Regions from separate parts of the Homo sapiens genome. Here all the other regions are linked to region 6. The links are chromatin contacts, found by Hi-C or POLR2A ChIA-PET in ENCODE. All regions are on one chromosome and are shown on one strand. Each heading gives the region's core, a stretch centred on a gene start or an enhancer-like site at or near the end of the contact. The rest is flanking DNA. Distances are from core to core; before and after follow the strand shown. Region 1 has its middle 15 kb from the start of HENMT1. Region 2 holds the start of PSRC1 (proline and serine rich coiled-coil 1). Region 3 overlaps CELSR2 (cadherin EGF LAG seven-pass G-type receptor 2). Region 4 holds the start of EEIG2 (EEIG family member 2). Region 5 holds the start of PSMA5 (proteasome 20S subunit alpha 5). Region 6 holds the start of CLCC1 (chloride channel CLIC like 1). Region 7 overlaps EEIG2 (EEIG family member 2).

Evidence for each region. A loop is a pair of places that touch in the nucleus more often than their neighbours do. ChIA-PET counts read pairs that join two places held with the same protein, here RNA polymerase II (POLR2A). Pooled maps may share reads with other maps.
Region 1: a loop to region 6 is called in a pooled map, with 3 times the contacts of the local background. The contact joins the enhancer-like site here to the promoter of CLCC1 in region 6. A Hi-C loop is called at or near these places in 4 of 50 pooled maps. POLR2A ChIA-PET finds 5 or more read pairs at or near these places in 5 of 52 experiments (CD4-positive, alpha-beta T cell, CD4-positive, alpha-beta memory T cell, CD8-positive, alpha-beta T cell and 2 more).
Region 2: a map of naive thymus-derived CD4-positive, alpha-beta T cell shows a loop between it and region 6 (4-fold over the local background). The contact joins the promoter of PSRC1 here to the promoter of CLCC1 in region 6. A Hi-C loop is called at or near these places in 1 of 168 maps with a recorded cell type or tissue (naive thymus-derived CD4-positive, alpha-beta T cell) and 8 of 50 pooled maps. POLR2A ChIA-PET finds 5 or more read pairs at or near these places in 1 of 52 experiments (Panc1).
Region 3: a pooled map shows a loop between it and region 6 (5-fold over the local background). The contact joins the enhancer-like site here to the promoter of CLCC1 in region 6. A Hi-C loop is called at or near these places in 1 of 168 maps with a recorded cell type or tissue (PC-9) and 5 of 50 pooled maps. POLR2A ChIA-PET finds 5 or more read pairs at or near these places in 3 of 52 experiments (OCI-LY7, activated CD8-positive, alpha-beta T cell and common myeloid progenitor, CD34-positive).
Region 4: a loop to region 6 is called in a map of naive thymus-derived CD4-positive, alpha-beta T cell, with 4 times the contacts of the local background. The contact joins the promoter of EEIG2 here to the promoter of CLCC1 in region 6. A Hi-C loop is called at or near these places in 2 of 168 maps with a recorded cell type or tissue (CD8-positive, alpha-beta T cell and naive thymus-derived CD4-positive, alpha-beta T cell), 5 of 37 single-sample maps with no recorded cell type and 9 of 50 pooled maps. POLR2A ChIA-PET finds 5 or more read pairs at or near these places in 2 of 52 experiments (CD4-positive, alpha-beta T cell and activated CD4-positive, alpha-beta memory T cell).
Region 5: a loop to region 6 is called in a map of B cell, with 24 times the contacts of the local background. The contact joins the promoter of PSMA5 here to the promoter of CLCC1 in region 6. A Hi-C loop is called at or near these places in 4 of 168 maps with a recorded cell type or tissue (B cell, ascending aorta and naive thymus-derived CD4-positive, alpha-beta T cell), 10 of 37 single-sample maps with no recorded cell type and 16 of 50 pooled maps. POLR2A ChIA-PET finds 5 or more read pairs at or near these places in 2 of 52 experiments (activated CD4-positive, alpha-beta T cell and activated naive CD4-positive, alpha-beta T cell).
Region 7: a pooled map shows a loop between it and region 6 (2.8-fold over the local background). The contact joins the enhancer-like site here to the promoter of CLCC1 in region 6. A Hi-C loop is called at or near these places in 5 of 50 pooled maps. POLR2A ChIA-PET finds 5 or more read pairs at or near these places in 2 of 52 experiments (HEK293 and activated T-cell).

What each region holds. Positions count from the first base shown.
Region 1 is chr1:108,644,093-108,647,712 of GRCh38, forward strand. No RefSeq gene overlaps it. Among named protein-coding and RNA genes, the nearest start is that of HENMT1, 15 kb to the right of the region's middle. Within about 2 kb of position 1,684, at least 27 of the 41 ENCODE cell types and tissues checked have a DNase peak (open chromatin) inside an H3K27ac peak, as active enhancers do; they include CD4-positive, alpha-beta T cell and CD8-positive, alpha-beta T cell, where a contact is called at or near this core.
Region 2 is chr1:109,281,895-109,285,782 of GRCh38, forward strand. PSRC1 (proline and serine rich coiled-coil 1) reads right to left here and starts at 1,251. Exons shown (of 8, transcript NM_001032291.3): 1 at 1,169-1,251; 2 at 786-842; 3 at 624-681; 4 at 1-166. The coding sequence starts at 804. RefSeq lists enhancers at 1,620-2,345, 1,713-1,762.
Region 3 is chr1:109,261,938-109,265,960 of GRCh38, forward strand. It overlaps CELSR2 (cadherin EGF LAG seven-pass G-type receptor 2), which reads left to right. Exons shown (of 34, transcript NM_001408.3): 6 at 350-507; 7 at 869-1,032; 8 at 1,205-1,330; 9 at 1,674-1,840; 10 at 2,141-2,428; 11 at 2,517-2,691; 12 at 2,931-3,072; 13 at 3,254-3,374; 14 at 3,798-3,981. Among named protein-coding and RNA genes, the nearest start is that of CELSR2, 14 kb to the left of the region's middle. RefSeq lists silencers at 1,779-1,828, 3,207-3,393 and an enhancer at 1,806-2,788. Within about 2 kb of position 1,594, at least 4 of the 41 ENCODE cell types and tissues checked have a DNase peak (open chromatin) inside an H3K27ac peak, as active enhancers do.
Region 4 is chr1:108,558,515-108,562,451 of GRCh38, forward strand. EEIG2 (EEIG family member 2) reads left to right here and starts at 1,586. Exons shown (of 11, transcript NM_001010883.3): 1 at 1,586-2,051. The coding sequence starts at 1,915. RefSeq lists a silencer at 1,247-1,786 and enhancers at 2,177-2,276, 2,740-2,789.
Region 5 is chr1:109,424,044-109,427,740 of GRCh38, forward strand. It overlaps PSMA5 (proteasome 20S subunit alpha 5), which reads right to left and starts at 2,405. Exons shown (of 9, transcript NM_002790.4): 1 at 2,259-2,405. The coding sequence starts at 2,287. RefSeq lists enhancers at 2,468-3,399, 2,906-2,965.
Region 6 is chr1:108,961,797-108,965,818 of GRCh38, forward strand. CLCC1 (chloride channel CLIC like 1) reads right to left here and starts at 1,688. Exons shown (of 13, transcript NM_001377458.1): 1 at 1,565-1,688; 2 at 513-673. RefSeq lists enhancers at 1-391, 764-883 and silencers at 811-1,105, 1,244-1,483.
Region 7 is chr1:108,582,422-108,586,227 of GRCh38, forward strand. The region is part of intron 1 of EEIG2 (EEIG family member 2); the gene reads left to right. Among named protein-coding and RNA genes, the nearest start is that of EEIG2, 24 kb to the left of the region's middle. Within about 2 kb of position 2,075, at least 4 of the 41 ENCODE cell types and tissues checked have a DNase peak (open chromatin) inside an H3K27ac peak, as active enhancers do.

The DNA of each region.
Region 1 (3,620 bases), core at 434-2,933, 320 kb before region 6:
GTCAAGGGTGATGTGTGGGAGCAGGGAGTCATGTTGTTGGGTAAGACAATACAATCAGATCACAGTTTAATCTGACTAATTCTAGCTTGAGTCTAGCATGCAGGATGAAGTTGAGCATGTAGAAAGAAATGAGATTGTTGCAGCAGTGGAGGCAAAAGTGTGCAGGCAGAGTACACACAATTCAGCAGGAACATTAAGAACCCAACAGAGAAATAGAGGACATGAATTGTTAACTTTCAAGATAAAAGGTATTAACACATACTGCTGGCTTCAAAAGCTTGTATTTAACATTTACTATACACATTTCCAACTTCCAGCTCCTAGCAGCTTGTTTGCTAGACCTCAGCAATATTCCCAGCTGTCCCCTTTTTCTAGATATCACCAAGGATGTGCATCATATATGTGAAAGGAAAATATCTTGGACCCCTAAAATCACTAAGCGAAAGGAAAATTCAAACTGGAAACTACTCAGGGCAAACCTAGCTCCCATTCTATTCAAAGTCATCCCTCTGCTCACTGAGGTAGATGCATATCTGACTGCCTCCTTTGGAAAAGCTTATCAGAAACTCAAAAAAATGCAACCATTTGTCTCTCCTCTACCAGTGCCCTGGAAGCTCCCTCCTTGCTTTGAGTTGTCCCCGCCTTTCTGGATGGAACCAATGTACTTCTTACATATATTGATTAATGTCTCATGTCTCCCTAAAATGTATAAAACCAAGATGTGCCCCGACCACCCTGAGTACATGTTGTCAGGACCTCCTGAGACTGTGTCATGGGAGCGTGTCCTCAACCTTGGCAAAATAAACTTTCTAAATTAGCTGAGACCTGTCTCAAATGTTCGAGGTTCACAAATATAATGATAAGCCATGTTTGCTGTAGTTAGCACCTAGCATCCTTCATGAAGGCAGAAACCCACAGTTCTCAGTCTTCAAAAGACCACATTGCCACTGCTGACACTGCTCAGTCCCTGACTTCCTGTCAACTGCTCGACACACAGTCTCCACAGGACCAGGCATAACGAGATAAAGATTTAATGTTCTTGGCACCCAAACTCTAGTTGAAGAAATTGCCTTTATTTGGAGTTCTCCCTTGATAACCGCTGGCAGAACTGAGGGCTGAGAACACTTGAAGGGAGCTGAACTGCTGGGCGTGCCGTGGGGCAGCAGGTTGGCAGTCACAGGAAAGGAGGGGAGGGGGTGGGGCAAGCGAGGGCAGCTGGGGAAGGTGAGCTGGGAGCTGCTGCCAGATGAGAAGGAGGGTAAGGTGGGATGTGTTTGAGGAGCCTCGGAGCAGCATAGAAGGGGCTGAGATTCACATCTCAGTTGTATGGAACTGAACTTGAAGGCAGGCAGTGCTGTGATAACGTAAGCTTTTAGGAAATCATAGAAGTCTCAGAGTTTTGGAGTTACCCAGACTATGGAAATAGGAGTTGGAGGCAAATTATATTCAGATCTCAAGGGCCAGGGAGGTTTCAATACCTGGTAGTGCAGATTTCGTATCTAGTCTGGGAGGTGGGCAGTGGCAGTGAGAACCTTCTCTCAAAGAAGACTGCAGATTAAACTCTGTCTCCTGCTCAGCGCACTTGTTTTCACATTGTCTGTGGTGGCTTTGACTCAAGCAGAGTTGAATAGTTGTGATAGAGACTGGATCACCTGCAAAGATTTACTGTCTAGCCCCAAAAGCACGTCTGGCAACCCCTGACCTCAAGTATTAATGAGCCTTTCAGTGTGCAAAGAAAGGCCTGTATCCAGGTTGGGGGAAAGACAAACTTCTCAAGAAGAACGTAGGTACAGAAGCCGCAGAGAGAGCGGGAAGGCCATGGGGAAGAGCAGCTCCAGCCCCCATGGCAGTCATGAGCACTTAAAATGTTTCCACATGGGGGCTCCAGTGATTAGGCTCGAACAAAGTTAACTGATTAACTTTCAAGAAAGATCAGAGAAACGGCTGGTCTTGGCTAGAAACCTTGGCTCTACCACAGAAGAGCAATGATGAGAAGGGAACTCTAGAGTGAAAACTGCAGAGGCCTAGAAAGGTGAGGACGGACAGAGGGCCTTTGAGAGCAGGAATAGGGTGGGGCTACAAATCTCTTGTTCATGTGCACCTTTGAGCATTCATGGGGGAAGTCTGATAGCAGTATTAGAAATTCAAGGAAAAAACAGCTGGTTTACCAATGTAATGTGATTAAAAGACGGTTCTCATCAGAATCCCTCAATTCTCTCCCCCCTCACCAAATCCCCTTCCCATCTGCTTAATTATTAACCCTTGGAAACTCAGCTTGAGAATTACTCCCCCCAGCCCTCTCCCAGGCACCAACTCTGCATCTCCATAGCCCCCATTCCAGACCGCTCAGGATGTCCTAGCTGTGGCACAGATGGTTATTTGCCAGTGTTCCTTCTCCCCTTGTTCCTTGGCAGACCAAGTGGACACATGACCTCCCAGAATAAAAACTGTATTTCGCAGCTGATACGGTTTGGATCTGTGTCCCCATTCAAATCTCATGTCAAACTGTAATCCCTGATATTGAAGGAGGGGCCTGCTGGGAAGTGATCATGGGGGTGGGTCCTTTGTGAATGGTTTCGCACCATCCCCTTAGTGCTGTTCTCGTGACAGAGTCCGCCCAAGACCTGCTTAAACGTGTTCAGCACCACCCCTCGCTCCGCCTTGCTCCTGTTCCCACCATGTGAGATGCCTCGCCCCGCCCCAACCCTTTGCCTTCTGCCATTACTGGAAGTTTCCTGAGGCCTCCCCAGAAGCAGAAGCTGCTATGCTTCCTGTACACTCTGTGGAACCATGAGCCAATAAACCTCTTTATTACCCAGTCTCTGCTATTTCTTTACAGCAATGCAAGAACAGACTAATATATCAGCTTCCCTTTGTGTGGCCTGAAGACCACATTCTGATCAACAGGAAGTAAGCAGTCGTGTTGCGTAACAACCCACAGCAAGCTTTACCAGACAGCTTGTGTGTGCCCTTTGTCCCTTCTCTTCTTTCTGCTGTTTCAGAATATGAAAGTAGTAGCCAGAGCTCAAATCTCTCTCTCTGTCCCTGGATGGCATACTAAGTAGCCACAACATGCAAGATGGACGTCTGGGTCCCAAAAGTGGCAGAGCTCCCATGCCTGGGGCTTACCTCTGGACTCCTGTGCCTAAGAAATGCCTCTCATTTAAACTACTGTTTTCCCCCATGAGGTGAAGCTATGTTTCTTTCTCCCATTAGTACTACCACCCCAATTCCAACCAGAGAAGTACTACCACCCCAATTCCATCCTCAGAAGAGGGTGCTCAAAAAACAATCCCAGCACTTTGGGAAGCTGAGGCAGGAGGACCACTTGAGCCCAGAAGTTCAAGACCAGTCTGGGCAACATAGTGAGACCCTATCTCTACAAATTTTTAATTAGCTGGGCATGGTGGTACATGCCAGTAGTTCAAGCTACTGGTGGGGAGGAGGTGAGGTGGGAGGATTATTTTAGCCCAGAGGCTGAGGCTACAATGAGCCATGATTGTGCCACTGCACTCCAGCCTGGGTAACAGAACAAGACCCTGTCTCAAAAAAACAACAACAACAACAACAAAACATGGACAGCAATTACATCATGAAGAGGCTTCTATGCCCTCCAACCA
Region 2 (3,888 bases), core at 1-2,500, 320 kb after region 6:
GGCCTCATCGAGGATCTCCTCCAGCTTCTCTGGACTGAGGGGGCCTAGGCTGAGCCTCACACCCTGGGGGGCAGGTGCCACTGCATTTGGGTCACTTCGGTGGGAGAGGCCCCGTCGAAGTGGTTTCTCTGGAGTCACCAACACTGTTATGTCTTCCTCCTCACGGCTGAGACAGGAAACAAACCAGGCATCATGCCCATGCAAAAGGGAACAGGAGATTATGCAAGGGAGACTGCATAAAAGCCCCACAACAGAGCCAGGGACATGACCCTAGGCCCCGATGCCCATGCTGGCTGTGAGATGTGGCCTCTGGGCGATGAGATACCTGGTTCTATGGGGCCTAATAGGCCTTTAGCATTTACGGACATCAGAAATGATGCCAGGATGGAGATGCAGCAAATCCACTTATCCTTCTTCTTAACACCCTGAAATCTAACTCCAGCTTCTCCCTTCTCTCCCCGCTACCAATAGTGTCATAGAGGCCCGAGTCAGCCAGCCGCCCAGCAGCCCCAAGTGCGCCAAACCTTGCTAAGTTACCAACCCAAGCCAATAATTCAGCAGTAAGGGATTCGAGACAAAGAGGTACTGTTAGAGGAAAATAAGTGGGATAAAGAGGCTGGTACCTGTCAGATGGTGACAGCCCCCCAAAGTCCAAGGTCTCATCCACAATAAACCTTACATCTGAAGGGGAAAGAAGAATGAAAGCCAGTCATGGGTCCCTGATGCAGCTCTCCATCGCTGGGTCTCACTCCTCCCTTTCATTCTTCCCTCCCTCCTTTCCTTACCTTCCTCCAAATCCTCCATGTCCAGCCAGCAGGAGCGAGAGTCCAGTTAGATCTGAGCTGGAGAGAAACCATACCTTTCCTCAGGTATCCATTCTGCCCAAGGCTCGCAGCTAGATTCAGGGTGCAAGCCAGGGTCGGGGGTCATGCTGGAGGCAAAGCAAGCGCCCAGGAGTGGCACCTCCCGCACAGCTACTCCTGCTACCTCCGGGAACGATACGGAGGGCTCCCCCAACTGCCCAGATTGCCCTGGAGCCGCCCTGCATCCTGGCCTCTCCTCACTGGGGGCGGCCTGCACGCCCCATCTTCCTCCCCGCCACTATCCTCAGGGTTCTGCACTCCCCAAGCCACCTTTCCACTCCCCTGGCATCACACGCGAAGCACACCTCCAGCCCACCCTGTGTCCACTTCCCGCGCCGCCTTATCTTCCACGCAACAGGCTTTCTCCCGCAACCTAGTCCCGGGAATCAGCTCCGAGGGGGCGGGGCTCCTTTCGAATCTCTCAGGCCCCACCTACTCAAGCCACACGCGCACCGTGATTGGTGAATCCTCAGGGGGAGGGGCTGAGGAGCTGCCGGCCGGAAGTCAGCCGGTGGGGGCTGGGGGAGAACCGTTCCCAGAAGACTGCATCCCGGTGGCGGAGCCGAGGGTTGAGGCTGCGAGTGCGCGTGCTCGCGTGCGCGGAGACTCTCTTTCCCGTAGGCAGATGGGAGCAGAGCGCGGCTGGCCAGGAGGGAAGAAACGGACCCACGAGTATGGAACTCGCGCCCCGCCCCGCTCCCTCTGCTGGGCCGCCGAGCACCCAGTCTCCAGAACGGTTGTGCTGCCTAACGTGGCCGCTAACCGACGCTCTACGGGAGGAAATTCGTTTTCTTGGGCGCACTCAATATGCAGGCGCCGCATTGGCCGAGGTTCCTCAGTTGTGGGTTTTTTCCAAGTTAAGGGAGCACCTAAACACTTATATTGTAGGTATATTGAGGTTCTCTTAGAAGTACATCCTCCATCGCCTCTTCAAGAACCTGAGGCAGCTGAGGTGCAAAGAAAGCAACGGGCTTTTCACGCAGGCAGGCTTAGGTTCAAATGCAACCCAAGTTTAACTGACCTCAGAACCCAAGTTTCGGTTTAGAGGCGGCTGCCTTGAGTATATTTGCCCTCTTTTCACCTCTCTTCGCTTATCTGTGAAAGGAGGATGTTGGTCCTCGCAGTTACGGTGTTACGAGGATAATTATGAAGGCGTTTTCTACCGTGTGCCCTTAGGGGATTTAGAGGGGGTGTTTGTAAGTAGCCCCCTCTGAACTAAAAGCAGTATTTGTAAAATGCTTAAACCAACTTGTTAGGAGTGTTGTCTCTGTTGTTTCTAAATGTTGCCCGGGCCACCAGTGAACTTGTCAGAGGCTTCAAACCAGAACGACTCCATCTGGAATAGAGGCTGGGTAAAATAAGGTTGAGACCTGGGCTGTATTCCTAGGAGGTTAGGCATTCTAAGTCACAGGATGAGATAGGAGGTTGGCACAAGATACAGGTCACAAAGACCCTGGTGGTAAAACAGCATGCGGTAAAGAAGCCAGCCAAAACCTACCGAAACCAAGATGGCGATGAAACTGACCTCTGGAGGTCCTCAGTCCTCATTATACGCTAATTATAATGTATTAGCATGCTAAAAGACACTCCAGACAGCATCACCACGGTTTACAAATACCATGGCAACATCAGGAAATTACCCTACATGGTCTAAAAAGGGGAGGAATTCTTAGTTCCAGGGAGTTGCCTACCCCTTTCCCGGAAAACTCATGAATAATTCATCCCTTGTTTAGCATATAATCAAGAAATAACCATAAAAATGGCCAACCAGCAGCCCTCCGGGCTGCTCTGCCTCTGGAGTAGGCATTCTTTATCCCTTTTCTTTCTTAATAAACTTGCTTTCACTTTATGGACTTGCCCTGAATTATTTCCTATGCAAGGGCCAAGAACCCTCTCTTGGGGTCTGGATCCGGACCCCTTTCTGGTAACAACAGGAGGAGACAGCAGGTCCGCACAAGATACAGATCTCAAACATCCCTCTAATAAAACGGTGCAGTAAAGAAGCCGGCCAAATCTGCCAGAAACCAAGATGGTAAAGAAAGTAGGCCAGGCGCGGTGGCTCACGCCTGTAGTCCCAGCACTTTGGGAGGCCGAGGCGGGCGAATCACGAGGTCAGGAGATCCAGACCATCCTGGCTAACACGGTGAAACCCCGTCTGTACTAAAAATACAAAAAATTAGCCGGGCGTGGTGGCGGGCCCCTGTAGCCCCAACTACTCGGGAGGCTGAGGCAGGAGAATGGCGTGAACTTGGGAGGCAGAGCTTGCAGTGAGCCGAGATCGCACCTCCGCACTCCAGCCTGGGCGACAGAGTGAGACTCCGTCTCAAAAAAAAAAAAAAAGAAAGTGACAGCTGGTCATCCTCACTGCTTATTATATGCTAGTTGTAATTCATTAGCATGCTAAAAGACACTCCTGCCAGCGTCCTGACAGTTTACAAATGCTATGGCAACGTCTATATGGTATAAAAGGGAGAGGAGCCTTCAGTTCCAGGAAATCATGCTCCTTTCCCAGAAAACCTATGAATAATCCACCCCTTGTTTAGCATATAATCAAGAAATAACCATAAAAATAGCTTACCAGCAGCCCTTGGGGCTGCTCTATGGAGTAGCCATTCTTTTATTCCTTTACTTTCTTAATAAATTCACTTTCACTTTACTCTGTGGACCCGTCCTGAATTCTTTCTTTTGAAAGATCAAAGAATCCTCACTTGGGGTCTGGATGGATCAAGACCCCTTTCCAGTAATAAACTGAGCTCCTAGAAAGGTTCTGAATATTTAAAGTGAAAAAGCCCTAAGGGAATGGTTGAGGAGCTTTCTGGTAAACAGAACCTGAGCTTTAGTCCTCAGAGTTCATGCCCATTTTTTTGGCCATTTATAGGCTTTCTTGTTTACTTTCTAGTTTTTGGCTGTGACGTTGAGGTGGTGAGGTCTGCAGGAGTGAGATGTCACTGTAATAAATGCCACCAGAGACCAAGAAGCTGGAAACCAAAAATAAAATTCTAAGCCCCCCAACCAACTGAATGGA
Region 3 (4,023 bases), core at 344-2,843, 300 kb after region 6:
CCTCAGGTGCTTACCCAGCCCTGAGTGGCATTGCCTCCAGGCTTGGGTGGGCTGGTCAGGGCATTTCTGGCTGAGAGGAAGGGAGCGGCTGGGAAGGTGCCACCTTGCTGGGCATTCCCACCCCACTGGGCACTGCTCGATGCTCTCTGTTCCACTAGGCAGCCGCAAACTTGGACACTGAGGAAGGTAGTTACATGCATAAACCACGTGAGCACACGTGTGTGTATATGCATGTGTGTACGTGTGTCTGGGCATGTGGGTGCACACAGAGGCACCCAGTGTGTGCTGGCCATGAACCTAGTGGGCTCTGTACTCAGTGTCCCCCTTCTCTGCTCTTTCCTGTCCACAGCCACTGTTGGGTCAGACAGGGCTCCCACAGGGCCCATCAGAGCAGAAGGTGGCTGTGGTGACCGTGGATGGCTGTGACACAGGAGTGGCCTTGCGCTTCGGATCTGTCCTGGGCAACTACTCCTGTGCTGCCCAGGGCACCCAGGGTGGCAGCAAGAAGTGAGCAGGGGAAAGGGCCAGGGATGGGGTGAAGTGAGGGCAGGGCCAGGCAGGGAGGGAAGGTGGAGAGGGTGGGCTTTTGGGGTCTCTCTCCCTTTGCCTCTCTTAGCCCCTGCTCAGCCCTGGGGATGGGGTCAAGACTGGGGAATCAGAGCAAGGCCCTGTGGGGCAGTCTGGGGAGGGGGCTGAGTGTTCGACAAGAACAGTTCCAGGTAGGGGTGACGCCCTTCCTGAGCACTGCTCTGCAGGGCCTCTTGGACACCTGCCTACGCCGTTCGTGTCTCTGGCCTGGCGGCAGAGCGAGCGGAGGACCAGAAGCTCCCAGCCCTCCCTTGTGCCGCCACCATCTTTGCTCCCCCAGGTCTCTGGATCTGACGGGGCCCCTGCTACTAGGCGGGGTGCCTGACCTGCCCGAGAGCTTCCCAGTCCGAATGCGGCAGTTCGTGGGCTGCATGCGGAACCTGCAGGTGGACAGCCGGCACATAGACATGGCTGACTTCATTGCCAACAATGGCACCGTGCCTGGTATGGGGGCCCGGGGTGGAGCCAGGCTGGGATCCCAGTGCTGAGAGGAGGGGCTGTGCCTGGTGTGAGGATGCCAGAATGGAGGGTCTCAGAGGCCTCTCTAACTGCTGCCACAGGCTTTCTCTTTAGAGCCCCAGCTCAGGTCCACTGAGCTGCCTTCTCTCCATTCCAGGCTGCCCTGCCAAGAAGAACGTGTGTGACAGCAACACTTGCCACAATGGGGGCACTTGCGTGAACCAGTGGGACGCGTTCAGCTGCGAGTGCCCCCTGGGCTTTGGGGGCAAGAGCTGCGCCCAGGGTAGGAGGGGCGGCTGTTAGAGGCCACAGCCTGGGTGCCATCAACAGTCTGGGAACTGGCAGGGTTGGGGCAGGCACTGGGCAGGGCTCTGCTGAGCGGGGCTGTGGGTGGAAAAGCGTGTCTGGGCAGAGCCCTGAAAGGGCAACACAGGAGACAAAGGGGCCAGTCAGAGGCAGGCCTGGGCACAGCGTGGGGCGGTCCCAGGGCAGGTACGCACTTTGGAGGGCGGGGCTGATGAGGGGAGTGGGCTCTGCCTCCCGTGCAGCCGCCACCGCTGAGCATCACAGCCCCAGGGCCCTCTGAGGCTCCACCCGTCACAGTCTGCCTTTTCCTGCCTCCCCAGAAATGGCCAATCCACAGCACTTCCTGGGCAGCAGCCTGGTGGCCTGGCATGGCCTCTCGCTGCCCATCTCCCAACCCTGGTACCTCAGCCTCATGTTCCGCACGCGCCAGGCCGACGGTGTCCTGCTGCAGGCCATCACCAGGGGGCGCAGCACCATCACCCTACAGGTGATGCATGGAAGGGCGGCTGGCCCTGGCCTGGCCATAGGGCCCTGGTAGCCTCTAGGCGGCTGGACAGAAGTGGCTGGGCAGGTCCTGGGCAGGGGTGGGGACATATAGAGGCCGCTGGATCCGTTGGGAAGGTCAATGCTGCCACCTGTTGGGCCTGAGGGAAATAAATACGCTTTCCTCTCTATGGCCTCAGCTGGGCAGCGGGATGGGTTTGATGGTCCAGAAAGGGGAACTGTGAGCTGGAGAACAGTGATTAAGGCCGTCTGCTGACCCTGTTTTCTTTCCTCCTGGTGTCAGCTACGAGAGGGCCACGTGATGCTGAGCGTGGAGGGCACAGGGCTTCAGGCCTCCTCTCTCCGTCTGGAGCCAGGCCGGGCCAATGACGGTGACTGGCACCATGCACAGCTGGCACTGGGAGCCAGCGGGGGGCCCGGCCATGCCATTCTGTCCTTCGATTATGGGCAGCAGAGAGCAGAGGGCAACCTGGGCCCCCGGCTGCATGGTCTGCACCTGAGCAACATAACAGTGGGCGGAATACCTGGGCCAGCCGGCGGTGTGGCCCGTGGCTTTCGGGGCTGTTTGCAGGTGAGTGTCCTGCCCTGCCCTCCCATCCCCTCCCCCACCACCTGCAGCCCCGCTCCACTGAGGGCAACACTGCTCCTGTCCCTCCCAGGGTGTGCGGGTGAGCGATACGCCGGAGGGGGTTAACAGCCTGGATCCCAGCCATGGGGAGAGCATCAACGTGGAGCAAGGCTGTAGCCTGCCTGACCCTTGTGACTCAAACCCGTGTCCTGCTAACAGCTATTGCAGCAACGACTGGGACAGCTATTCCTGCAGCTGTGATCCAGGTATGCTAAGGATCCAGGGCAACGGGCAGGTTATCAGGTGCCTGGGGCCACATGCTGGCTCTGCTGTGTGACCTGGGGCATGGGGCATCACACCACCTCTCTGAGTCTTAGTTGCCTACACAACAAAGCCATAGCCAGCTGATAGGATGCTATGTGGAAAGAAACAGATGAAGGGTTTGATGGAAGATGGTGCCAGGGGAGGGTGGGGGAATGAGCCTCTCTGGTCCTTCTGGTCCCAGGTTACTATGGTGACAACTGTACTAATGTGTGTGACCTGAACCCGTGTGAGCACCAGTCTGTGTGTACCCGCAAGCCCAGTGCCCCCCATGGCTATACCTGCGAGTGTCCCCCAAATTACCTTGGGCCATACTGTGAGACCAGGTAAGCAGACCAGGGCATGTGGCAGCAGGTCCCAGTGGCTGCTGCTTCTCTCTGGTGTGTCCCTCAGAGCCCCGAAAGCCTGGCTGATCCACAGCCAGGGTCAGAAGGGCCACATAGGGCTCACCTAGGTTAGGTGGGAGTGGCAGGGGGAGCTCATGCCTACCTGGGTCCCTCTCTGCAGGATTGACCAGCCTTGTCCCCGTGGCTGGTGGGGACATCCCACATGTGGCCCATGCAACTGTGATGTCAGCAAAGGCTTTGACCCAGACTGCAACAAGACAAGCGGCGAGTGCCACTGCAAGGTGACAGCCCCAAGCAAGCCTCCACTGTGGCCACTTGGGCCTCTGTCCACATCTCCTGGGCCCTAGAGGGCAGGCTGTAGGGATGGGTCTTCCTGTAGAGCTGAGGGCCTTGTGCCTTTGCTCTCACAGGCAGGGCAGTTGGCTGCTTACCTTCGTGTGTCTGAGGCGCAGGGGGACCCTGGGCCAATGTGTAACCCATGAGCTCTGGCCTGGTGTGGTGGTGGTTTGCAGCCTGTTCTGATTCTGTGACATCTCGCTGATGGGCTCAACTCCAAAGCATTGCTAGTGTTAATTATTTTGAATACTGCTCCTGAGGGGACCTGAGGTCGGGACCCTCTCCACAGGGGCCACAGCTGAGAAGGACCCATGAGCATCCTGGGAAGAGAGCCTGGCCAGTGACACCGTTCTTCCCTCCTTTCTCAGGAGAACCACTACCGGCCCCCAGGCAGCCCCACCTGCCTCTTGTGTGACTGCTACCCCACAGGCTCCTTGTCCAGAGTCTGTGACCCTGAGGATGGCCAGTGTCCATGCAAGCCAGGTGTCATCGGGCGTCAGTGTGACCGCTGTGACAACCCTTTTGCTGAGGTCACCACCAATGGCTGTGAAGGTGGGGCTCCTGGGATGGGTGGGCAGCCCTCCTTACAGTGTG
Region 4 (3,937 bases), core at 336-2,835, 400 kb before region 6:
CCAAATGTATATTTTCAATTGCCAATGCATTTTTATGAGCTAAGGCTGCCTCTCTCTCCCTAGATGTACTGCAAGCAGATCCCATAAAGACTCATTATCTCTTCCATTCCCAACCTGCCCTCCTCTTGCTTTCAATGTTCAGTCAATGAAATTAACATTCATCCAGTGCTCTAAATGACAAATCTCAAAGTCCCCAAATGCATCTCACTGTCTTTGCCCCCTGTCCTGCAGGGTAAGAAGCTTTATCCATTACCAAATCCCCACCCCCGAACCTGCCTCTGAATCTTTTTTTTTTTTTAATTTATTTCTCCTAGAACAACTTACCCCACTTTGTCCCAAATCATTTTCATCCTTTGAAATTCAGAAAACTGATTAACTTCAATTAATTGCTTCTCTGAGTTCTACATAGCTTGGTGCTAGGTTGTGTTTTTTTAATGACCTGTCTAAACATGTCTTCCTCACTAGATTGTAAAATTCTTGAGGGCAGTTATTGGCTTTTGGTTATGGGGTCTAGCCGATGATTGACATTTTAAGCAATTTTTTTATATGAATGAATGAGTAAACGAGTAAACTGAGAAAGAAAATATTTTCAATTAAACCCTTTCAGAATTACTGTGGCAGAATCTGAGTGAAAATGACAATAACTCAGTTTAAAAACATGAACATCACGTAACCAACTTTGTAACATTCATTGTAACAATACATGCATGATTACAGAAGGCAGGTAATTGTTATTCCCCTAGGGAGATTTTTTTTTAAGCCTGCTCTGAAGATTTTGTTTTGTTTTTAAGACAGGGGCTTGTTCTGTTGCCCAGGCTAGAGTGCAGTGGCGCGATCTCCGATCATTGCAAGCTCCGCTTCCCCGGCTCAGGCTAACCTCCCTCCTCAGCCTCCCGAGTAGCTGGGATTACAGCGTAGCCATGCCAGACTGCCTGCAGAATTTGATTTTAAGCATTTCAGTTCTCAGTATAGACAGACAAATTTTTAAAGGGAGGGTATTATTTTAACTGCTTCTTTGCTCTTTTATCTTTTGTCCTGGGTGACAGGAACTAGATAAGCTATACCCCAGAGAAAGCGCCTGCAGCAGTACGGTGCCTGGGCCCTTGATAGTCCCTCAGCACATCATTTTCCTTTTTCCTACCTTATCTTCCTTTTATATTTGAAGGCTCGTGAATTTAGAGTACCTAACGGAAATTTTAGTTTTAGGATTTCAATTTGACCAAAACAACGCTGAGATTTTAATTGCCTCTATTAACCCATGGCTCTCAAACCCAAAGGAAAGAAACCACTGGAGGGGGTGGGGGAGAAAGGAGGCGGTGCAAAAACTGAAAAGAAAGGCGGAGAGGAAGCGGTAGAAGGAAGCTTTCTCTGTCGGGTTTGTCTTTTTTTAACCCCAGAAAGGCGTGACGTGCTAACTGCCGTCGCGGGTTAGAGTCCGCGGCCAAGCCCGCGCCCGCCCACAAAGTCCCCGCCCTCCCTCCGGCTTCCGCCCCGCCGTGCGCTGCAGGCCGCGGCCGCTGGGGGCGCCCCCGACCCCCGAGGCGCTGAGGCGGCGGTTCCTCGAGCCTCGCCTCTCCCGACTCCCAGACGGGCGGCAGCGGCGGCGGAGGCGGCGGCGGCGGCGGCGGCGAGCTGAGCACCAAAAGGGCGCTCACCTCCCCGGGCGAGCTGCAGCACGACCGCTCCCCGCGGGCGGTCGGGGTCCGCGCCGCAGCTGCCGCCGCGTTCCGGCCCAGGCTGCCGCGAGAGGCGGCGGCAGCGGCCCCGGCCGCGGCCGGCCTGCGGCGCCCCCCGGCCGCGCCCCCGCGCACAGCTCGCGGCCCCGGCCATGGGGCTGGGCTGATCCGGGGCTCGGCCAAGCTGAGGCGGCGGCGCCCGGCCGTGCGCCCAGCTTGCAGGCGCCTGGCTCTCACGATGATGAAGAAGAAGAAGTTTAAGTTTAAGGTGGACTTCGAGCTCGAGGAGCTCTCCTCAGTGCCCTTCGTCAATGGGGTCCTCTTCTGCAAGATGCGGCTGCTGGACGGCGGCAGCTTCACCGCCGAGTCCTCCAGGTAACTCGCCTCCCGCGCCGCCTCGCCCCTTTCTGCTTGGCCAGGGCTTGTTGGATGGGCAGCATCTCTCCTTGGCCCATTTGCTCGCCTTTCCCTAGGGACCGCTCTAAAATCAGTCGAATTTATTGATCTGCAAAGTGCTTTGCAAATGGGTTCTTCTCAGCTGGCCTTGGTTCCTGCGCTCCTGACTCCAGATGGTGCCTGGTATCTGCTCTTCCCTCCCAAATCCTCTAGGAATGGGAGCAATGGCCAGAGAGGGAGGATGCTTCTGTTTTCTCTTAAGACATTTCCATATTTGTGAAATGCAAAGTAGAACTTGAGCTGTTAAAAACTAAAATAACCCAAACTGCAGGAGTTCCAAGAGCCCAGCTCTGAACAGAAACCTGTGCTTAGCACAATTCCTTCTCCCTTGTAGATTACAAGGGGACTTGGCCACCCACTCTGAGGCTGGGGTAGGCCTGGCCAGGCTTGACTTGAGTCAAGTGCTCCTGGCAGACGAGACAACGGTCTGTGCCTCATCAGAGAGCGGCGTCTCCAGTTAGGCGCTAATGCTGGATGAATTAGTCTTGAAGTGGCCACTAGTAGGTCTCCTTGTGGGAGGGCTTAGAGCCAGATGGGGAGCCCAGGCCCTGCCCTCATTTTAAAATGAGCCCCTGGGCACTCCCAGAGAGAGGCATTAGCAGGTTACAGAATGAAGCTATTAAATAATAGGTGTGGCATTAATAATAGGTGTGGCAGTGTTTCTTGAGTAATTTCAGAGCTACTCACAGGTTGACAGATGTACCCTAAGGTGCTTTCTTTAAAATATATACATAGAGAGAGAAAACAATTTTTTAAATGAACTTTTGAGTTCCTGAGATCAAGAAGGGTTAAAAGTTAATGTTATTTTGCCCATATATACTGGTCTTAGGCTTTATTTCTGCCCTAAAAATATTCTACTTAAAAAAAATTCCGTCATCCCATTTATAGTATAAAGGAAATAATGTCACTGGATTGTGGAATTGGGGCTAGAAACTTGTCTTTGGGGCAATATTGAAGCCTATGGAAGCCAGAAAATGTCTAGTTGGCTAAACCAAAGGATATATGAAATTAATAGTTTGCCGAAGACAGTTTTTAAAATTAAACTGTGGTGACACATCAGTGGATATTCAGCTAAGTATTTTAAACACCTGTAAGAGAAGAATGTAACCTATTTTGGTGCAAAAAAAATATTGGACCATCTCTTACTTGTTGAAAAGCCTAAGCCGATTCGTGAAGGTCCTGTTGGTGCAGGTGACAGTCTTGCCCTGAGGCCTAGACTGTTTTGCTGCAGGGTGCCACCCCCGACGCCAGGCAGTTAGACTGGCGCTCCTGGGCCAGTGGTGACACCTGGTGGTCAGGGCACTTGTCTACGGGGCTTCCTTCCTACCTCAGTTATGTTTATTTGGCTTACTTCCCACAAGTCACTTATTCTTTCGTTGTAGGCAGTCATTTATTCAGCAAATATGTGTTGGCTTCTAAATATATTATCTTATTTAATTCTCATAGCAAGTCTATAAGGTAGGGGTTCCATTTCGTAGATAAATAAACTGAGGCTCAGAAAGCATAACTAACTTTCCTAAGGTCCCCTCAGCTGGTAAGTGCGATGCCAAGATTCTGATCAGGTCTGTGTAACTTCAAACAGGGTGGTGCCAGATAAAGGAATAAATCGTGTGCCATATATGAAAGTTTCTGAATAGGGAGCTTCCTAATGACTTTAATGAGCAAGGGGTATACTCCGCAAGACTTAGAAATGAAAAAGTTGAGTATCTTGGGTTAAACTCACCCCTTTTTCTTCCAATTAAAATTTGACTTTGATCAATTTGATTTTAAGTAAGATTAGGAATAGTGCTCTGTGTAGCCAAACC
Region 5 (3,697 bases), core at 1,155-3,654, 460 kb after region 6:
GTATTGTGCTTTTCCATTGCCCCTCCTTCATTTATCCCATATTCTCCAACCCACAACTATTGATCTCACTGTCTTTATTAAATTCCTACTCTTTCAAGAAACCTAGTTTAAATGTCAGCTCCTTTGTGAAGTTTTCCATGATCGTCTCATATTGAATGCAATCCCTCATCAAAACTTCCATGGTATTGATTTGAATTTCTCTAATGGCATTAATATATTTCTGACTCACACTATAGTTACTTCTGTAAACAATTCTTTTTTTTTTTTGGAGACAAGGTCAGCGCCACCACACCCGGCTGATATTTTTTAATGTTTAGTAGAGATGAGGTCTCACTATGTTGCCCAGGCTGGTCTCCAACTCCTGAGCTCAGGCAATCCTGCCTCGGCCTTCCAAAGTGCTGGAATTACAGGCATGAGCCACTGTACCTGTAAACAATTCTTTAAGAGTCTCAGGCCGAGCGAGGTGGCTCTCGCCTGTAATCCCAGCACTTTGGGAGGCCAAGGCAGGTGGACCACGAGGTCAGGAGTTCAAGACCAGCCTGGCCAAGATGAGGAAACCCTGTCTCTACTAAAAACACAAAAATTAGCCGGGCGTGGTGGCACCGCCTGTAATCCCAGCTACTCAGGACGCTGAGTCAGAGAATTGCTTAAACCCAGGCGGCAGGCCAGGCGCGGTGGCTCACTCCTGTAATCCCAGCACTTTGGGAGGCCAAGGCAGGTGGATCACGAGGTCAAAAGATCGAGACCATCCTGGCCAACATGGTGAAACCCTGTCTCTACTAAAAATACAAAAATTAGCTGGGAGTGGTGGCGCGCGCCTGTAGTCCCAGCTACTCGGGAGGCTGAGGCAGGAGAATCGCTTGAACCCAGGAGGCGGAGGTTGCAGTGAGCCGAGATCATGCCACTGCACTGCAGCCTGGCGACAGAGCGAGACTCCGTCTCAAAAACAAACAAAACCCAGGAGGGGGAGGTTGCAGTGAGCCAAGATCACGTCACTGCACTCCAGCCTGGGCCACAGAGCGAGACTGTCTCAAAAGAGTCTCCTATATGCGAGCAAGGAGCTTGATTTTGTCCATTGCTGTAGCACCAGCACCTAGAACAGTGCCTTGTTCACAGCAAGCACTCAAGCACATTAACTAAGAGAATAAAAAGGGATGTATTTTAGGCCGTCTTGGGAAGACAGAAAAATAAGTAACAAAGCAGTCAATACATATGTTAAGTAAATGGCCACAAAATTTAATAAATGCCTTCTGATAAGCATAACAATTTCTATCATACACACCCTAACTCAAAATTATGTCACCCGAAGATGATTCTCTTCAATGTTCTGGAAGTTAAATATCGACCAACAAAGTCACTTTATAGGACAGTGGGGAAATATGTCAAAACTTCACACACATCTTCTACGAGTCAGTAAAAAAGATGAAAAAGTGGTAACTGCAGGTGGTAAAACTTCGACAGGATCAGCATATACTTGACAGGAAATGCAGCATCTCATACCACTCAGTACAAAGAAAATGTCTGCCTTCCCTGACTTTAAAAAAGAGTAGCTATGTAAAAACTTAACTGACGAAAACAGAAACTGAAAGTAAAAATGTCTACAGCATATATATGTACAACTTAATATTGTGAACATTTTCATACCACAAAAGTTTTTTAAAACTTGCTTTAAACTTTTAAAAAGTCAGAAAAAATTTTGGTCAATTGGAATCGGCATGATGAGAAATCTCTTGAAAACCATTCTAAATTCCAGTTCCTATAAAATCAGACTCCAGACAATATATCCAGCCAAAGCTACGACTGCCTTCGCGCTTCTGAAGAAACTATACACCGCAGCATGCCCTACTACAAACCAGTTGCTTTTTCTTCCAGGAAGCACGTTTAACTTTTTGTTTGTTTGTTCAAGGCAGTCATACTAGGCACGAAAAGATGAACGGAGCAAAGAGTGACCCTTGGCCTTCTCCGGGTTCAAGGTAGGAGTTCCGGCTCCTCACGCCTTCTTTACCAAGCACCAGCCGGAGCTTCTCGCTTCCGCACCGAGTTAGGACCCAGGGGTGACTCAGCGGTAGGACAAGTGCCGCCGATGTGGTCTAGCTTGGGGAAGGACGGCGGGCGCCTGAGGAGGGCATAACATCCCCAGGTCCGGCCAGTCTCGGGTTCCTGGGGAGCCCCATGACACGGCAGAACCCAGGCCGCGCGGCCAGGTCCCGGGCCTGCCCACCCATAATTCCCACCCGACGTCCCCCAGCTGCACGGACCTGTCGTACTCAGACCGGGTAAGAAACATGGCGAGGGTAGGAGGAGGCAGCGGCTACGCGGGGATTCTGAGGACCAACACGACTCCACCGGCACCCAACTCACCGGCAGCCAACTCACCCACACGGCCGCAGTACTAAGGACCAACTGCGCGTGCGACCGCGACCTCTTTAGCCCGCCCTCCTGTGCCTGCTTCCTATTGGCTGGTAGTAGTTCCCGCCTAGGTGATTGGGCCAACGCGCTTCCTCACGAGGGCTTGGTTGGTCCGGAGGAGGAGGAGGACCAGGGAGGTACTTCCGCCTTAAATCGCGGGTGGTTGCTAGGGACGATAGGCACCCAAGGCGTGTAGTGAGTTCGCCTTGTAGAGAAGATGTGAGCCCGCCCCAAGACTGGCAATTGGAAAGGCTTGCATGCAGAGCTGGGTTGTCTGAACCCTGACATAATAGGTCCCTCGCCGGCTCCCGTAATCCCAGCTAGAGGACTTTGGTCCCGTTTCCGGCAAGGCCACCACCTGACTTCTCTTCGCAGGATTCCCTCTCTTAGGGTTCCTCCACGGTGTTCTCCATGCCCGGTCGAGGGCTCCAGGACTTTGGGCGGTAATGAGTCGGCTACAGTGGGTCTGAGCCGGCGCCGCGGACGAGTCCCTTCGTTTCAGCCAGTTTGGCTCGTTTATTGAGAAAAGTGGGGGGCGAGGGGTTAGTATGTAAGAAAGTCTTAAAGTTTCCACATGGTTAAGGTAATTTTATCAACTCTTTCTTGCACCCCTCCCCCTAGTACAGGTTTCAGACCTAAATAACCTAGAGTTCAGGATCCAGACTTCAAAATATTCACTGCTTTTTCTGTTGTTTGTGAAAAATAAGTGTTTTCTTTGAGCCCAGATCGTGCTATTGCACTCCAGCCTGGGCAACAGCCAAACCCTATCCGAAAAAAAAAAAAAAAAAAAAAGCGCTTTCTTTTTCGACGCTTCTTGCTTCCCTTCAATAAGTTGCTTGAGGAGCAACTTTGCAGCTTCGTAATAACACTGTAATTCAAGTATTTGTTCAAGAAAGGCAAGTAAGAAGTCTTGGCACGGGGGTGGGGAATATAGGGAAATGTTGGTCAAATGATACAAAGTTTCAGTCAGAGAAGGTGGATGAGTTCTATAGTTAATAATCATATATTGTGTACTTGAAATTGTGAAGAGGGTACACCTTAAATGTTCTCACCACAGGAAAGTATGTGAGATGATGGATTATGTTGATTAGCTTCATTTAATTATTTGCAGTGTGTGTGTGTATATATATGTATATCAAAACGTCACGTTGTATACCATAAACATGAACAATTTCTATTTGTCACTTACACCTTAAAGCTGGAGTCGGGGGAAAGAAATCATTTATCAGGCAGTATATGCTGGAAAGGGAAATGCCAGCATCTCATTTCCAGTTGTTAATGTGATACC
Region 6 (4,022 bases), core at 438-2,937:
TGCGGTGAGCCGAGATCGCGCCATTGCACTCCAGCCTGGGCAACAAGAGCAAAACTCCGTCTAAAAAAAAAAAAGTAGCTAATATTTTGTTACTATGTGCTAAGCACTGTTACATTAATTTAATCCTCACAAAACTACTGGAAGTAGTACTCTTATCTTCACTCATCTTCATTTTACAGATCACACAAAGTAACTTGCCTAAGACCACCAAGCTAGTAAGTGGTAGAACCCAGACTGGCTCTACCTAAACTGCCTCTCCAGGGCAAAAGTACTAATGGCTCTCAGGGGCTTCTCTGAGAGGATAGGGTCTTAGAGTGGAGAGGACCTGTTGGAACGACATCTCCACAGAGCGGGAAATAGGGAGAGTAGTTTATAGTAGCTACTAGACTGGAGAACTACCAGGAAACACAGATCGTCGTGCAGACGGCCAGGCAGTGAGTAGAAATGGGCACAAAAGAAAAAGTCTTTGGTTTCAACGAAAGCACATGAGTAATGGGAAAGGCAAGACTAACCTGGATTAGTAGAGTCAAATCCTGTTTTAGACTAGAAGTACCAGGGTATAAGTCGGGAGGCTGCAACTTATTTCGTATGCTTATGCAGTTTCTTGGAACCATGGCTCTCAAACTTGCGAATTTGCATTTTTAACAATTTCCCAGATGACGATAAAGCTAGTCTGGGAAGAACACTTCATAATCACTATTATAAAGAAAACCTGAATTGTTTTTCACCACCCAGTAATAAACCTACAGCTTATGGTGTGTCTAACTTTTTACACTCAAATCAGATTTGGAGCCAGGCGCAATGGCTCACGCTTGTAATCCCAGCACTTTGGGAGGCCAAGATGGGAAGATCCTTTGAGCCCAGGAGTCAGAGACAAGCCTGGACAACACAGGGAGACCCCTTCTCTACAAATAAAATTTACAAATTAGCCGGGCCTGGTGGCGCGCACCTGTGGTCCCATCTACTCAGGTGGCTGAGGCAGGAGAATCGCTGGAACCCGGAAGGCGGAGGTTGCCGTGAGCGGAGATAGCACCACCGCACTCCAGCCTGGGTGACACAGCAAGACTCCGTCTCAAAAAAAAAAAAAAAATCCATTTTGGAGGTTGTTTTGTGTCCGTTTTTGTTGTTGTTGTTAACTGTGTTAATTCACAGATTTGAAGTTTTAGAAAATTAACTACAACTAAATCCGAGCTATTCTGCTGACAGCATTTATTCAAATTATGCTTAAAGTTTTCAGAGATAACCAAAGCCAACAGAATTCAACGTGCGCTCAGGTCTCGCTTTGCCCTCGCTGTGCCTTCTCCGTAGGCCGCTCTCTGGGCCAAGCACCTCCCCGGAACGCGCGCAACCGCGGCGGACAGGCAGCCGCCGGCGCGGGAGCTGAGGTAGGAGCCCGGGGCACCCACAGGCCGCAGCGGACGCACGCAGCTAGCACGGTCCCCGCCCCGGGTCGCGCCTGCGGCCTCCCCAGCGTCTGCGCCGCGAGTCCGCTGGACCCGCCAGGGCGTAACGGCGGGTAACCCGCCCCACCCGCCGCACAACACACCCAACTGCACGGACTCACGTCCGGGATCCCCTGCCTGCCTCTCGAGGAAGACACCTGCCCAGGCCGGCCGCAGAAGAGGTCGCACAGCTTGCCGCCGCCCAGGGTTTCAGCGTGCTTCCTGGGCCTCGTCATCGAATTGTTCGGCTGACGGCTGCGTGTCCCTCCCCCGTTGCGGGCCGCTGATTGGCCTCGTTGATTGGGCGGGGCTAGTAGCGGGACCGGCCTCTGCGCGCGGGTTATTTTCGCCGCGGATTTTCTTTTACTTTTCATCTGCGGAACTCTTTCTGCGAAGGAAATCTCGCCTGGAACTCAAATATATACAACGGATAGGAAACCTATTTTCTTACTATTAATATATTTGATAAGTTTGAATGTGTAACATTCGCCATGAAACGCAAGCATGATTTTTTTTTTTTTGAGGCAGAGTCTCACAGTGTTGCCCAGGCTGGAGTGCAGTGGCGCGATCTCGGCTCGGCTCACTGCAACCTCTGCCTCCCGGGTTCAAGCAATTCTCCTCTCTCAGCCTCCCGAGCAGCTGGGACTACAAGCGCGCACCACCACATCCAGCTAATGTGTATTTTTAGCAGAGACAGGGTTTCACCATGTTGGCTAGGCTGGTCTCGAACTCCTGACCTCAGGTGATCCGCCCGCCTCGGCCTCCCAAAATGCTGGGATTACAGGTGTAAGCCACCGCGCCTAGCCACAAGCATAATTTTTTAAAGGGAGGATCACGAATGACAACTGTAGTTCTACTCAGGGCAGGACAAGGGAAAGGTCTGCACACTGTAGGGCAGTTGGAAGTAGTTTTGTTTTTGTCTTTAACTGCTGGCCTTGCAATCTCGGGAAACTGTGAAGATGGTAAAATTTACTATCTTAACCATTTTTAAAGGTACAATTCAGTGGTATTAGATACATTCACATTGTTATGCAACCATTACCACCATCCATCTCCAGCACTCATCTTGCAAAACTGAAACTCTGTACCCAGTAAGTGGTAACGCCTCATTCTTCCCCTCCCTCCTTCCCAGCGACTACCATTCTTTCTGTCTTTATGAATTTGACTACTCTAGGTATTTCATATAAGGACTCATACAGCATTTGTCTTTTTGTAACTGATTTCACTTACCATAATGTCCTCAAGGTTCATCCATGTGGTAACGTGTCAGAATTTCTTTTAAGGCTGAATAGTATTCCATTTTATGTATATACCAGTTCATTCAGTCATCTGTTAATGGATAACAGGTTGTTTCCACTTTTGGCTACTGTGAAATAATACTGTAAACATGGATATACAAATATCTGTTTTTTAACCCTTTTGGGTATACACACAGATGTTCAAATATCTGTTGCTTTCAACTCCTGAATATATATACACAAGTGGAATTGCTGGATTATGTAGTAATTCTATTTTTAATTTTTTGAGGATCTGCCGTACTTTTTTTTTTTTTGAGATGGAGTTTCACTCTTGTTGCCCAGGCTGGAGTGCAGTGGTACGATCTCGGCTCACCACAACCTCTGCCTCCCGGGTTCAAGCGATTCTCCTGCCTCAGCCTCTTGAGTAGCTGTGACTACAGGCGTTTGCCACCATGCCTGGCTAATTTTTGTATTTTTAGTAGAGATGGGGTTTCACTATGTTGACCAGGCTGGTCTCGAACTCCTGACCTCGTTATCCACCCACCTCGACCTGCCAAAGTGCTGGGATTACACGCATGAGCCACTGCGCCCGGCGGAACTGCCATTCTCTTTTCCATAGTGGCTGCAACATTTTACATTCCCTCCAAGAGTGCACAAGTTCCAATTTCCCCACATCTCCACTGACATCTTTTTATTTTTGTATAGTAGCCATCTTAATAGGTGTGAGGTATCTCACTGTGGTCTTGATTTGCCTTTCGCTAATGACCAGTGATGTTGAGCATCTTTTCTTGTGCTTATTGGTCATGCCATTTGTATATGTTTGTTGGAGAAATGTCTATTCAAGTCCTTTACCCATTTGTTTTGTTTGTTTTATTTTGTTTTGTTAAGAGACAGGGTCTCGCTTTGTCACCCAGGCTGAAGTGCAGTGTCATGATCATGGCCCACTGCAGCCTTGAACTCCTGGCTTTGCCCATTTTTTAATGGGTTTTTGTTGTGTTTTGGTTCCTTATATATTCTGGATATTAACCACCTTATCAGATAGGATTTGCAAATATCTTCTCCCACTTTTTCTTTTCTTTTTTTTTTTAGAGACAGGGTCTCCCTGTATTGCCCAGGCTGGTGTCAAACTCCTGGGTTCAAGTGATCCTCCTGCCACAGCCTTCCAAAGTGTTGGGATTACAGGCATGAGCCACCATGCCCGGCCCCATCTTCTCCCTCTTAGTGGGTTGCCTTTTCACTCTGTTGTGTCCTTTGGCTTCTTACTATAAAACGAAAATAAAATTCTAAGCCCCCCAACCAACTGAATAGGCCCATCCTCTCAGCCAAGGGCATTCTAAAGTAA
Region 7 (3,806 bases), core at 825-3,324, 380 kb before region 6:
TTGTAATAGCTATCTTAATTTGTATTAATCTGCCATAATATATATAGTGGCTATAATTTTTATTAAATTCAGTTTTTCAGGACTAGATTTTACATATCTAAATTCTGTTACGAATTCTTAATTTTTTTGTGGCAATTTATAGTCAGCAAATGCTATCATGTGTCATTTTAGCCAGTGAGTTTTATGTTTGTTATTACTACCAATAATAATCATCATGGTTTGGATAGAAGACTTAACAGAATTTTTTCTTTCTTAAGCAAATCCAAGAGAGAATTTTGAGCATTGCCCTCCAGCTCTGTAGCAGGGTTTAGGCAGCAAAGATCTTCAGGGTAGAAATGTCCTGCTTTGGGGTAGGACAGAAACAGACTTGATAAGCGCATGAACAGATACATTGCAGAGAATATGGTAGCTGAGTGGGGGAGCAGAGTAGAGCATATTTGGGGGATGCAGTGAAGGACAAGACTGGAAAGGTCCTCTGGGAACCAGAATTTGGCAGGCCTTGGGTGCAGTCACATGAAGATGATTTTATTCTTTAGGTAATATGATTTGAACCCCCCACACACACTTTCTCCTGATCAGCATACAAAATGTGGAAAATATATAAAATTAGAAGAAAATGTTACCTATCAGAGGTAATCACTGCTAATATCTTAAAATATAGCTTTCCAGTGTCTTCCATTTTGTGTTTTACACAGTTGAAACCAAATTACATACATAATTTTTTATGCTGCCTTTTGTTTTTTGTTTTTTTTTGAAACAGGGTCTCACTCTGTCATCCAGGCTGGAGTGCAGTAGCACAGTCATAGCTCACTGCACCCTTGACCTCCCTGGGCTTAGGTGATCCTCCTGAGTAGCTAGGACTACAGGTGCACACCACCACACCTGCTAATATTGTATTTTTTTTGTAGAGATGGAGTTTCACCACATTGTCCAGGCTGGTCTTGAACTCCTGAGCTCAAGCAATCCACCTACCTTGATCTCCCAAAGTGCTGGGATAGGAATGAGCCATTGTGTCCAACCCTCCTGCTTTTTTTTTTTTTAACTGAACATTGTAATATAAGCATGTACCATGTTACTAAAAACTTTAGTATATTTATTTCAATAATACTATGCATATTCTTTAATGGATGGAGTGTAAATTAAGTAACAGTTCTTCTGTTTTGGTTATTACTGTTGTTTCCTACGTATTCCCTTTATTGCTAATTCTGTGCTGTTAAACATTTGAGTGTAAGAAGCAAGTGAGGTATATGACAGTATGTGGTAAGTGGCTGAAAGTTTAAGTCTGAAAACAGACATAAACTGTTAGGATTGCAGAATAGTTAGGATCGCAAACCTAGATTTTAAGATAATCCACCGGGACAAGATAATAAAGCCAACGATAGTATGCAGGACAAAACACAAGGGCCAGAGGACAGAACCTTGGTAGAAAAAGACCTAATTAGGGCCAATGAGACCAAACATTGGGGAGGTATGTGGTATCACAGAAGCTAACTATGGAAAGTACGTTAGAGGACAGGGTGTTCAGCTCTGCCATAGCGTAGAGAGATGGGGTAATATGAGAGATGCTCTGTTTATTTGGCAATCAGCAAGTCTTCAGGGAATTCTGAGAGAAAAGTTTCAATGGAGTTGTAGGAACAGAAACCAGGTTTCAAGGGATTAGAGAGCAAGCAGGTGGTGAAGGAGCAGAAGTGTGGAGTGTAACTTCTTTTGGAAGCCCTGTTAATGAAGAAAAGGAGAAAAATGCAATTGGGTAAAAGAGACAAGAATAAACAGCAATATTTTATTTATTTTTAGGAGAAGGACTTGAACATGATTATACATTGAGGCAAAGGATTAGTGTAAATGAAAATAGGGATACAAATATTAAAAACAAACTCATGATTGAGAGTCTGTATGCTTTCTTAAAAAATATTTTTTTTTCTGTCCTAAAACCTGATTACTAGTTTAAGAAGAAATTCCCAGACTTTTCCTAATCAAATGCTATTTCCAAGCATTGTGGCTTAAAAACTGGCTTACACCCAAGACTTATTTTATCTTACTGAAATGAGGAACTACCCATAGTATCGATTTTGGACTTTGCATGTTTGCTTTGTTTTATTTAAGTGAGTCATCGCTAGCATAGCATAAGAATAAACGCATTTAGTGACATTTTATTTCTAGTTAACATTTTCTGTATTTCCTTGTTCGCAGATTACAACCACCTTTCAATGGCAGTTTCTGAGAATTCTCTAGTGCTGGTGTCTAAACATGGTTATTAACATTTTATCTGCTATTTTTACCTTTTTGAGGCCAGTTCAGGTTACCATAAGGTTTTGTATTGTTAAAGTATCACGTCTGTGTACCATCCCAGGCATCTTTATGGTTAACAAATGACTTACAGGAAGTGTACCTGAATATCTTATGTGGACAGTTCTGTGGACATCACTATTTCCTTTATGTATGAGGCAGAAATACATAGAAATAGCTTTAGAAATAGCCTCAGGAAGTAGTTAGAAAAGATTATTCATAGTCCTTCCAAAAAAAGGTAATTGGTTGCAAGATTTTGCTTTAAACTAAATTAATAACCTCTTATAAGCAATCATAAATTACCTTTATAATTTCTGTTAATAGAAAAGTAAACAAAATCATCAAACTAGGAATACAGATAATATGCATTTGTAATTATACACAATTGAAAACTGTAACTTCCGTCATTATGCTAATCAAGTGTAAGCCTTCCTGAAGCAACTAGGAACTCAGTAATAACTGCAATATTAGCTCTTACTGTTTGCTCATTCAAGAAACTGAAAATTATTACCAACTGGTAGTAAGTCAAAATGAATTCAAGAGCTATTTTTGCTAAGATAACTTATATAAACCCTAGCTGCCACATGACTCTCTGCTGGTACTGTATTGCCTTCAAAGGAACATCAGTCCGGCATTCAAAATAATTAAGAAGCTATTTTAACTGTTTGTTAGAGTTTCTCTAACCTACCCTGCTCCCTCTGGGGTTTCCTTCTATGTGAGGAGTGGTGTCAGATGGGTCAAGTAACACAATATAAGGCATAAACATGAAATCTGTTTACACTGACTGTAATCAATATCAGCAGGAGATACCACAGCAGGTCTGTGCCACTCAAGGAAGGTCCCAGCATGTATGCTCACTACAGTCCTTTTATATACAGCCATCTATAATCTCATCCTTTTACCAATGCATATGATCCCTTCCATCTCCTCCCCAGACCTTCCTTCAAAGTAGAGCTATATTAATAGTAGGCTGTGCTGCTGTGCCTTTGATTATAAGTTACTTCATCCGCATAAGTGCTGAATTATTGTAATATCATTAGTGTAAGGATAAGCAAGACAACCAGAGCAGAGCCTTCATAGTACAGTTTGTAATAACTCTTTGTGCTGTTTTGTCATACCCTGGCCATGTCGTTGGCTCATTTCTCTCTTGATCTCAAGAATGTAAACACCCTACCATCTTCTTACCTGTATTTCCAAGTATGTCTTGGTGACCCGAACATATTCTTTTGAACTTACTGTTTAATATTCCTGTTCCAGAAAACTGATACATTTTCCTCCTCTGATATTATAGAGTTCCTTTTTGATAATTATACTTGTGAAAATACCAACGGAGGAATACTTTCATAATATGTAGCAGTATTTTTCACAGTACTGGAGGATGGCAAAATTAATAATAATACATAGCAAAAATTTCATTAAACTCCTATTTCCCTTACTCTCAGTAGCTTTCATTTGCAAGGCAGCTACTCCAGACATGCATGCAGAAGACTCCAGGAGTTTTTAGGAACCAGAGAATCATT